Regions from separate parts of the Homo sapiens genome. Here region 2 is linked to region 1. Evidence: read pairs that join two places in POLR2A ChIA-PET (ENCODE). Cell type or tissue: CD4-positive, alpha-beta T cell. All regions are shown on one strand.

Region 1 (5,000 bases):
ATCTGCCCAATATAGTGTGCTTTCCTTCCCAGTGCAGAGCCAGCTGATGAATGATGGGTAGAACCAAGTAAAAAGAAAAAAAAGAAGAAGAAGAACAGAAATAGAGTCTGCTCACTCATTCAACAAATATTTCTTGAGTACACAGTTCTGCACATGGATACCAGACAAGAAAAAGAATTATAGGGCAGTTTGATTGGCGCTATGGGTTGAGAAGCAATTTCTTTTTTTCTGTCTTGCATCTAACAGCCATGTATTTCAGAAGCTCTTGATGCCAATACTTGGCCTTCATAGCTATCACTCTCCATAGATCCCCTCTGCTTGGCCTAAAGATAAAATATTCCTGGGTGTCTGTTGTAGGGACTAAAATATTCACATTTGGAAAGAGATAGTAGTGTTAGACTTTGCCCGTCAAACACAGCCTCAAAGTTAATTACCATTGCCTGGCTTGTTTCTAAAACCACCAAGTGTCTATTTGAGTGTCTGGGGGAAGAATAAGAGAGTTGGGCTAAATGAGGTACTATTATTTCTGCTGAATTAATTAGACTCAATTACAGAGTTAGATGGGGTCTTGTAGCTCTAGGGATCAGCCCTTGTTTCCTAAATATGGGAACCAAAGCCTGGAAGGAGAAAGATGTTTGTCCCTAATCACAAACACAGTTCCTGGTCCTGGAAAAATGTGACCTAGGTGGAGAAAGAAACAATAAAAAACAGAAAAGAAGGAGGCAAAAGAGGAGCCAGTGACCAAAGGCAAGCTTCACTTATTTATCCTGGGTCTGCCCAGGAATCTAGCATCAGACAGTAAGAGCCAACATGGAGACAAGTCAGGCCAGTGACCTCAGAGGCACGCGGCCACTAGAAAGAAGCCCCCGATGGCATGAAGCTTTGTTCTCTGACATAACCTATGCATCTAGCACTGTGCCTGCCTACAGGAGGTGCTCAGTTACTAGGAAATTAACAAAACTGCCTTGCAGATCTTTCCTGGCTGAAGATGAGGAGTGAGGGAAGAGAAAGAAGACAACTAAATTAGGCCCTCAGCTCCTATTTCCAGAACAGTTCTGAGAGTGTCTGTTTCAGAGTTTGAGTTTCCACAACTGCCTTTGTTAACAGGAGGGATCTATAAAAAACCAATGGTCTGGACCAGGGGCTCCCACTCTGAAAGTCTGTGACTACCAGGGGCAGTGGAGTTCTTTCACGATTCGCCTAATGTTGTTGTCTTAGAAATAATACCACTTATACAAAATACAAAACCAGCAGGACTATTTCCCAAATAAATGTAAATGAGACTGGAATTAATAAAGGTAAATTCATTTTTTAAAATTACAAAATACATAAAATCCTTTTGCTATTAAGTGTCAATGAGCCATCATGAGTATAAAAACTATAGTATGTTTTATGACTGTATTGATATTTGGAAGGGATTTCCCTGTTCATAATGTTTGGAAACCACTGCTCTGGACCTGTCCCCTAATTTCATAGATAACATCTTATAAACTTCTTCCAGAGGGGAAGAAGGATGTGGCCAAAGCCACTCAGCCTTCTGGTAGCAGAGCTGGGTATCAAATTCAGGTCATCTCTGTCTTTTTCTTTACATCACATTTCCTGAGGTGGCATTTTCTAATACCTTGATCCAAAAGGACCACTCAGTTCAACTCAATTTATTTCCCAACTGGTGATGTTGGTAGCCTAAATGGTGTGCCAGGCACTGCATCCTCTAAGTGTATTATTGTCACCACCCTTACATCACCTCAGTGAGGCAAGTCCTATTATCATTCCCATTTTAAATGTTAAAAAAAAAAATGGGGACTCAAAGAGTTAGACAGTTTTTACCAGGCCACATGATCAGCAAAGTGCAAAGCAAAGCTCAAATTCTCTGACTCCAAAGCCCAGGCTCTCATGCACTTTACTGCACACGACTTAAGGAACACATTTATAACAAACACTGGTGTCCATTGAAATAAAATTTAAGGGCATTAAAGGCAGCCCTCGGCAGTGTCAGCGATGACCCCACAATGACTGCTGTGGGCAAGGAGTGGCAGGAGGCAAGAGGTCCCAAGAAATGCCCCTAGAGAGGCCGTTTCTCAAGTGGAGAATGTGGACCCCAAGACCAGAACCACCTGAGTGTTTCCTGAGAATATCATATCTTAGATTTCATCCAGAGCAGTTCAAACAAGATCTCATGAGTGGATCTGGAGTATCTGCAGTTACTACAAAAACCCCAGCTGCCTTTGAGCTCACCGTAGTTTGAGAATGAGAGGGCTGAGAGACCCCAGGCAGGGTGTCAGTGTGAGGAGATGAAGGAGCAAGAAAGTAAAAGTCAACAGCAGGCCCAGCTCCAGCTGCAGAGGAGCCTAGTTGAGCCTCAGACACACGCTTGATGCTTCACATAGGGCCATTCCCCACAGCCTGGCTTTCTGCAGAGGGAGGAGGGGTGCCTTTCATGGTTCTGGGTGTGCAGAAGGTTTGCGTGTGTTTGTTTAGAACAAAGCCTATACTTAACTGGCACAAGTGAAACAGATTTTATAAATAGATGTGAGCATGAATGGTTTTTATGATTAGCTTGTTTTTAATCACCATGCTTGACCGGTGTCTGTGTTCAACTAAGTAAATATTTCTATGGTGATAGTATACACAATACAATGGCCATTATTTAATGTTAATACAAGTACCATATGGGAGGTCTTATCATGCGAGAGCCCCAAAGCATAATAAAAGCAGATAGGAATAGATAGGCAAGGGTGGGCCTTGCTGTACAGCTGGCTTGATAAAACATCTGCTCTTACAAATGTTGGCCATGCAAGTATTTATGCAAGATGGTTCTCCTGGGGGATTTTGGGGACAAGATCAGAAAGCCATGGATTCTGCGTTTTCTCTGTTACTCATTTGGTGACCTTGGATAAGTCTCTATACTAATTGTTTAAACATTTGTGCTTTAATTTCTCAATTCTTAGGTCTTTGCCTGCCCTCCAGAGACTAATGAAGATTAATTAACACCTGGCAGAATCCTTGAGTTATATTTTTAGAACAAAGAAACAGGGAAGGGTGGTGCTGAAATAATGCCTCATTATTTTAACATATAAAAGGGAGACAATCCAGTACATTTTTCACTTACAACTGGAAATTTGAGAAAACTTGAAGCTTCCTGAGATTAGTAAAGCAGCCTTGTCATGAACAAAGCCTCTTAGGAAATGTACTAGGTTGCAAACCTCGCCAGATGACTTTTCACTCAGTAGGAACAACTAAGATGATAAAGGGCATGAAACTAGAATGATTGTCTCCTGAAAAAGGGCAAATGGGAAGGTTAGAGCTTTTAGTGTCGTGGAAAGGGACATTTGCCTGTTCACAAAGGCGTTACTCCTCTGATTTGCCTTTCATTTTTTAACTTGATGATACTACAATGTTTAGTGCAATCCAGTGCTCCTAGCCTGTTTATGTATTATCTGGCATCATCTTCAGCACTAGCTATGAATAGATAAGAGTGTTCCATTCTACGCCTTAGTCTTTTGCATCTATATGTTCTAATGAAAAGTATCAACAAGAACTTTTCATATTTGTTTTACACTTCCTGTCTGTAATATGCATTTGCATTCATGATGTCATTATAGGAGATGGGTACTATGACCACCCACAATTTAAAACTGAAATGACCTCCAAGAGGCGATTTATCTAAGTGCAGGGTTTAGTTGGTGTAGAACTGGAGCTCAGACCCAAGACCTGTGCTCTCTGAGTGCAATGATTAAGGAGACTCTGCTTATTTGTGAATTAGAAACTGGAATTTGGCCCCAGGAAGAGGAGCTCTCCTGGGTGGTCAGGCTTACTATGGGGAACTCTCAATTAGATTTGAGGGTGTGGGCTAGTGCATGTTTTCCTTCTGGAAGTGAGGGCCTCTCGCAAGCACCCCATCATCTCCCTGACCACTCTGGCAAATTAACAGAGTGTTAATTTGTTTCATTTACTATCAGGGTGCAAGTTAGACGTAGGTGAGAAGAGACAGTGCCTGACAAATGCTTAAGGAAAGAGATGTGAATTCCCAGCTGTGTTTTCTAAGGTAATAAGATTCTTTCCAGTTGATTTACTACAGTGACCATAAATCTAGAAACAATATGTTCTTAAATATATTTGGAATGGCCACTGGGGAATGGCTGGTTAGCGTAGTACATGGCATGTGGGCTGAGAAGGGAATTATACATATCTAGGTGGGTAGATGACTAGGTTAACCAACTGTTCTGCCTCATTCCCCGGCTTAAATGTACTAGTGAAAACTGAGAGAAGGGCAGGGAGGTGTCCACGTTCCAGGCAACATCATGGTCCAGTCCCTGTTCTGAAGACGTGTGCCTCATGCTTAGTCCAGAGCCTGCAGTCAAGAAAATCACCCTGTCTGACCCAAGGAAACAGCTCAGCCTGGTCAGAAACAGGCACTCCTTTAAGTGGCTGTGAGAATCATGTGTGCTTGTGTATTCACATGCTTGTGGCTCATTTAGTCCCAGAAGGAAAGAGGGGGTGGCAACGCAGGTTATTAACAGGATAGGCTGAACAGCAGGACCGGTCTGTGGCTGATTTCTGCTCTTCTCTGCCTTCTTGACCCAACCTCCATGCATGTTTCTTATTATGCTGTGGATTTGTTTTGCACTGATGGGTGGGAAAAGACCGGTGAAGCAATAATCGTGTAAGTGAAAGCAATGACTCTCTGGTGTCCTCTACAAATTTCCCACAGTCTTTGCTAAGGCCTCAGGGCCCTTCAGGGTTTAGAATTACAGCTTTCAGTAAATCTCCTTAGACTCACACTCACATGTGCTGTAGTGAGACAGCACCAAATCTGTCCTGACAATTCTTCACAAAGCCAGAACCAGGCCCTCTGTCCAAACACTGATCGGTGATGAGGAGTAACTGTGACAATAGCAGCTACCATTTAGTGTGCAGGGAGTGCATGGCAGGCCCTATTCTAACCCCTTAAATGGATTCACCGATTTAACCCTCACAACAGTTTTTGGTAGTAAGTGCCA
Region 2 (5,000 bases), 170 kb after region 1:
TTGCCTTCAAGTCATTCCTCTCTTCTGGAATTAACCTTCACTTACCCTGTGCCAAGACATCAGACCCAAGCAAGAGGCCCTGGCATCACCTGTGCCATTCATTTTGCATACACAGTCTCACCTGACATCCTACCGGACTAATTTAAATTCTTCAAAGGAAAGCCTTGCACTTCTCTTCCAAAGACAGCCAAGTCACATTTTATTGAAATGCTCTCTTAATTTCCATCACTTCTAAAACTCAGCAAGTCTAAACTCTTCAACTTAGGTCGTGTCTCAAGTTACTTTTTCACTCACCAATCAGAAAGCCGTACACTTCTCTCTACTGAATAACAGAGTTGGCGGTGAGGGGGTGCAAAAAATGGAGGACTCTTGGAAAATAAGACATAAAAGAAAAATTACAGAGTGTTAGTTTGGAACGACATGCATTCAGGACTTATTTCTTAGGACCTGAGGGGTAATGCCCATGCATACAGCTTTTATTCCAAGTCATCTATGCTACAGATATAGGACTAAGAAAGAACCAAGTCAATCTTCCTCCTTCGATCTCCCTTCCAGGACTTCAACAGTGCTCCTACGTTTACTGTCGTCCAAAACCAGGGATGCAAAATACATTCAGTTCAAAGACTTAATGCTTCTTAGCTCAACATTAAGTCCAAACCCCGAGAATCCACTGATAACAAGTAAGTAAAGGGATGTGCTAATTTTTTTTAATTGTAGATGACATTCACACACATAATTCCCCTGTACCCAAATCAGCATTAATTGTCCTTCTTATATAAGTCCCATGAATTTGGGATCCCTGATCTCAGTGAGAGCGTTTTGCTTTTCCAATGGGGTCTATATAAACAGTTTTCTTTCATTGTGACAGAATCCTCAGCCGGCAAATAAAAACAAACTTACATGATATTGCAATACTGAGACCACCTTAGAGCTTAAGACGATTTTTAAGAAAAAAAATACTGGCACAAAATTTAATAAAATAAATTTTAACACAACAACGGTTTTGGCCCCTCCCCACTGAAGTCCATCTTTGCTTCAAAACTAGAGTGATAGGTAAATAGTTCTCAGATTTTCAGTGCATCCCCCCCCAAAACATGTTTCATCCCACCCACCTCTTTTTTGCCCTCCCAGACCTAAAAACAGAAGCAAATTAATTGCCTTACATCAGTTTCATGAGTTCTGATGTGACAATGTCACTTGCTAATGGGTCCACAACTCAAGACACTTTTTCATGGATGATTTTTAAAAATGATTGGACACATTAGTCTCTTTCTCTGTTAAGCCAGAGCCTTCAAGCTTCTGAGAAGGCCCTTCTCCCTCTCCTGAAAATTTGCTCAAGAATTTCTGGTCCCACCCACCCCACAAGTCCTGGCTTTCCTTTCCCAACTGCGCACAATTGATTACAGCTGCAACTGACTTAGCTCCCACCCCTGAAGGTAAAAAATGAGTTCTGGAAAATAAAAAATAGAATAACAATTCAAAATTCAGAGTCCAACCAACACGGCTGTCCTTGGAAGGTCTCAGCAGGGTTTCCCCAGCCCCTTCAGTGCCATCACTCGTCGGCATCTGGCTTGACGTCCAGCATGGCGTGCAGCTCCTCAGGGGTGTACCCCAGCAGGCTCTGCAGGTCACACACAAAGCGGTACACGTAGCGTTTCCCCGCTGTCTTGTGGATGATGTTTTTGTCGTAATAGTAGCGTAGGCCACGGCTCAGTTTCTCATAATTCATCTTAGGTTTGTTTTTCCTCTTTCCCCATCTCCTGGCCACCTGAAATTTAAAAAGAAAAATAAAGGAGGAGTAGGCAAAAATCTACAAGACAGGCCAAATATATATGTTTCTATGCCTATGCTATACCCATTCATGGTGACCCATGATGCTCAAGTAAGATGATTTGAGATTCATGTAGATATAGAAAATATTTTTCGGGCCTATCTCCTGAATTCCATTTTTCATGGGTTGGGCAAGGATGGGAGTCACAATGATTCTTTAAGTTGATGAAAACACAGTGACCCTGAACTAGGATTAAATATGTGACTTTAAAAAACAAACAAAAAGCCACACTATACATTCTCCTCTTTCCGCATATTATTAGTAAAATCTCCTTGCTTTGCAAGCATGAAATCTAACAGGGAAGTGTGAAGCGGAGGAGCTGAGCTGCAATCATACCTGCCTTTCATCAACAGGAAGTGTTTTTTTTCCATACCAGGGCACAAATATTTTCTCATGTCTGCCAGAACAAAGATGTTGTCTCTCCTGTTCATTGTTTTTTATCCTCAGAATTGGGCATGGCACGGAACCACTACTCCATAAACATGTGTGTAATGAAATAAGAAACTAATGAGCCAATCTCCCAAGGCCTCTTGAACTGTCTGGCCCCTTTCACACTCACAGAGCCACCGGGCTAGGAAGAGGCTAAGTCACAGGAGGCAGCTCTATGGGTGATAACTGACCTACTGCCAGGCACGTTAATGCCTTCTATCAGCTAATCCTGTAAGACAAATGGGGTAACATAGATCTTTTCTCTATTTTCCAAATAATGAACCTGGAGCTCAGACAGGCTACCTAGCTTGCTCCGGGTGGCAAGTGGCAGAGCTGGGAATCCCAATCCTGGAACACGTCATTCAGGCCCACGCCACCCCTTCCAGGAGTTTTCTCTCATCCTTCCTCAACACAGTACTCGCAAGCCCCTCCTTCCTTACCTCATCTGGGTCAGAAAGTTTGAATTCCCAGCCATCTCCTGTCCAGCTGATAAAAGACTGACAGGATTTATCAGTGAGTAATTCCAGAAGAAACTGCCATAGCTGGATTGGTCCACTGCCTAGAAACACAAGCCATTGTGAATCATTACACCAGATATTCAGCACTCTACGCAGCTAATCCCCACACACGGCACTCCCACATCCCTCTTCTCTCAGCCCATCCAGCCAGGAGAAAATGAAGGCAACAGACAGTGCACATGTCGGAGGAAGTGTTATGAGCTCGAACAGATAGAAAAGACAAAGGCCTCCCTATAAAACAAAAGCATGGAAGAAAATGTGTCAAGTGCTTTATTTTGATTAACTTAAGGATCGGTTCATTTTTATTGCTAAACAAATTCTAGAAAGAGAACACTGTGCCTATCCTCTGGGATATTCTAAGGCAGCATAATCTTTTACACCTGCAAAAACTAAGTCATTATTTTTGCCTTCAGAAGTAAGAAACATATTAACGAAGGAATGAATGTCTTTGCCAGTTCCAAACACAAGTTATGGCTCATAAGCACTGCTCTGTAGTAGGGAGCCTGTGGCCCCTGATTTGTGAGTAAGAAGGATCACTATCCTCCGGCCCTCTTACAAGGAAATAGATGTTAAATATCTGTTCAGTCATAATATTTCTCTCCACTGCCACCACCCTGCCCTTCCAGTCCACTTACAGGAAAGCACCCAAAGGAAAAAAAAAAAAAAGCATCATTACTATTTGAGGAATTAACGTGCCACCCAGAAAATCCTCAGGGGTCAGATGAGGACTGTCAGAAATTCTGCATAGGTTCAGTATATTCTAAATTAGACACACACACACACACACACACACACACACACACACACACACTTCTCTGTCTTAGCCATCAACACTCTGACAGTCAATTTATTCTATGCTAAAAGGTTTATATCACACCGATTTCCTTTGAGGATACTTTTCTCATCTGAAATGACAATGCCACCAGTGATTCTTAATTTATAGGTGTCGGTGGAGAGACAAATAGGGGTTCAAAAGTCCATGCTTCTTGTTACACTGCCCCTTATAACATAAACAAACTGGGCAGAGCGGGACTGGGAAAGACCCAGTCCATGTCTCTGGATACAGCCCAGGAAGCACCAGCTCCTACAGGAAAGCTTTGCTCACTAAGGCTCTAATTTTTCACCGGAGTTGCAAATTTGTCTGATCCAAAGTAAACTGAGATTTAACAGGAAACAAACTTTAAGTTCCCTCTCAATCTAAAAAAGAAATTGCCTTCATAATCCATAAGGGTAATGTCTTGTTGTATCTCATATTTCTACAAGACATTTTCACATGCATCGTTGTGCTTGCTCCTAAAATCCACACCCAACCCTCTGCTGTAAGGAGAGGCACAAGTGGTCTTACGGCTTCCTTTCTAATGGTGCAGAAAAAGTGCTCAGCAAAGTACTGTGACTTTGCTCTGAGCCACGGTTAGCGAAATGGTGGTTCTGGGTCTAGTACCCAGGCCTTTAGACTCAAAGGACCAGGGCAACCTCCAATGAAGTAAAGAAACAGCTACTGACACGAGCTATCATCCCACAGCCAAAGGAAGTCCTCCTCCAGTAACAACTTCCTAATGGTGGTTTCCAAGGCTCCTCTCAGCACTTGCCACGCTAAATATGAAAACATGAAATAGCTCTACCTCCTCTTTCTGAGAATGGACCATTAGCTCTTTAAAACTATCTTGCAAGAAATACCTTACATGTATTCCACAATAAAATGGCTCAGTGAATGCCTATAAAATAAAGTAACATTCGAACAACAGCCCAGAGGGCCGCACTGGTAAAGCCGTAGCTTCCTCTGTTTCTACTTTCATTCAATAAAAACCGTTTCGTATTCAACTCAGGGACATTTGCAGGTTTCTTGGGAGTTGCCTAAAGTCATGAGCTACTTGTTTTCTGCCTGGGCTCACAAAACTAACCGTGACATTCTCAGAGGAATCCACTGAGAAGCCATCCTAACAGGCACAAAGAAGTAAAACAGCAAATCGCTCTCAAGAAATGCAGCTGCCAGAGCCCTGGTCACAGAATAGGTTTCTTGGAGAAACTCACGATAACTATAGAGACTGAAGAGAGACATGAAGAAAACCATTCTATCCCAAAGCTATGTAAAAGAAGCCTCGGAGGAGAGGGGGTTGCCTTAGACCCTGACAGAGAAAAACTAATGAGTGCTATGCTTGACGGTGCACCTACTACGCCGCAGACACTGTGAGTGACGCTCTACACTCGTTTCCTTCATTCCT

What was found. Peaks named below come from ENCODE experiments on the same cell type or tissue, not always from the same donor. Only the 100,000 strongest peaks of a DNase experiment are listed, where the experiment ranks them.
Region 2: POLR2A ChIA-PET joins it to region 1 with 6 read pairs; 12 of 35 experiments call an interaction of 5 or more read pairs at or near these places.

What each region holds. Positions count from the first base shown.
Region 1 is chr11:128,294,825-128,299,824 of GRCh38, forward strand. LOC124902786 (a long non-coding RNA gene) reads left to right here. Exons shown (of 2, transcript XR_007062945.1): 2 at 1-1,325. Among named protein-coding and RNA genes, the nearest start is that of LINC02098, 89 kb to the left of the region's middle. In CD4-positive, alpha-beta T cell, no CTCF peak of the experiment used is centred here; a DNase peak (open chromatin) is centred at 2,387; H3K27ac peaks cover 3,087 bases.
Region 2 is chr11:128,460,809-128,465,808 of GRCh38, forward strand. It overlaps ETS1 (ETS proto-oncogene 1, transcription factor), which reads right to left. Exons shown (of 10, transcript NM_001143820.2): 9 at 2,701-2,819; 10 at 1-1,768. The coding sequence ends at 1,553. Among named protein-coding and RNA genes, the nearest start is that of MIR6090, 59 kb to the right of the region's middle. In CD4-positive, alpha-beta T cell, no CTCF peak of the experiment used is centred here; DNase peaks (open chromatin) are centred at 2,273, 4,303 and 4,973; H3K4me3 peaks cover 1,242 bases; H3K27ac peaks cover 4,238 bases.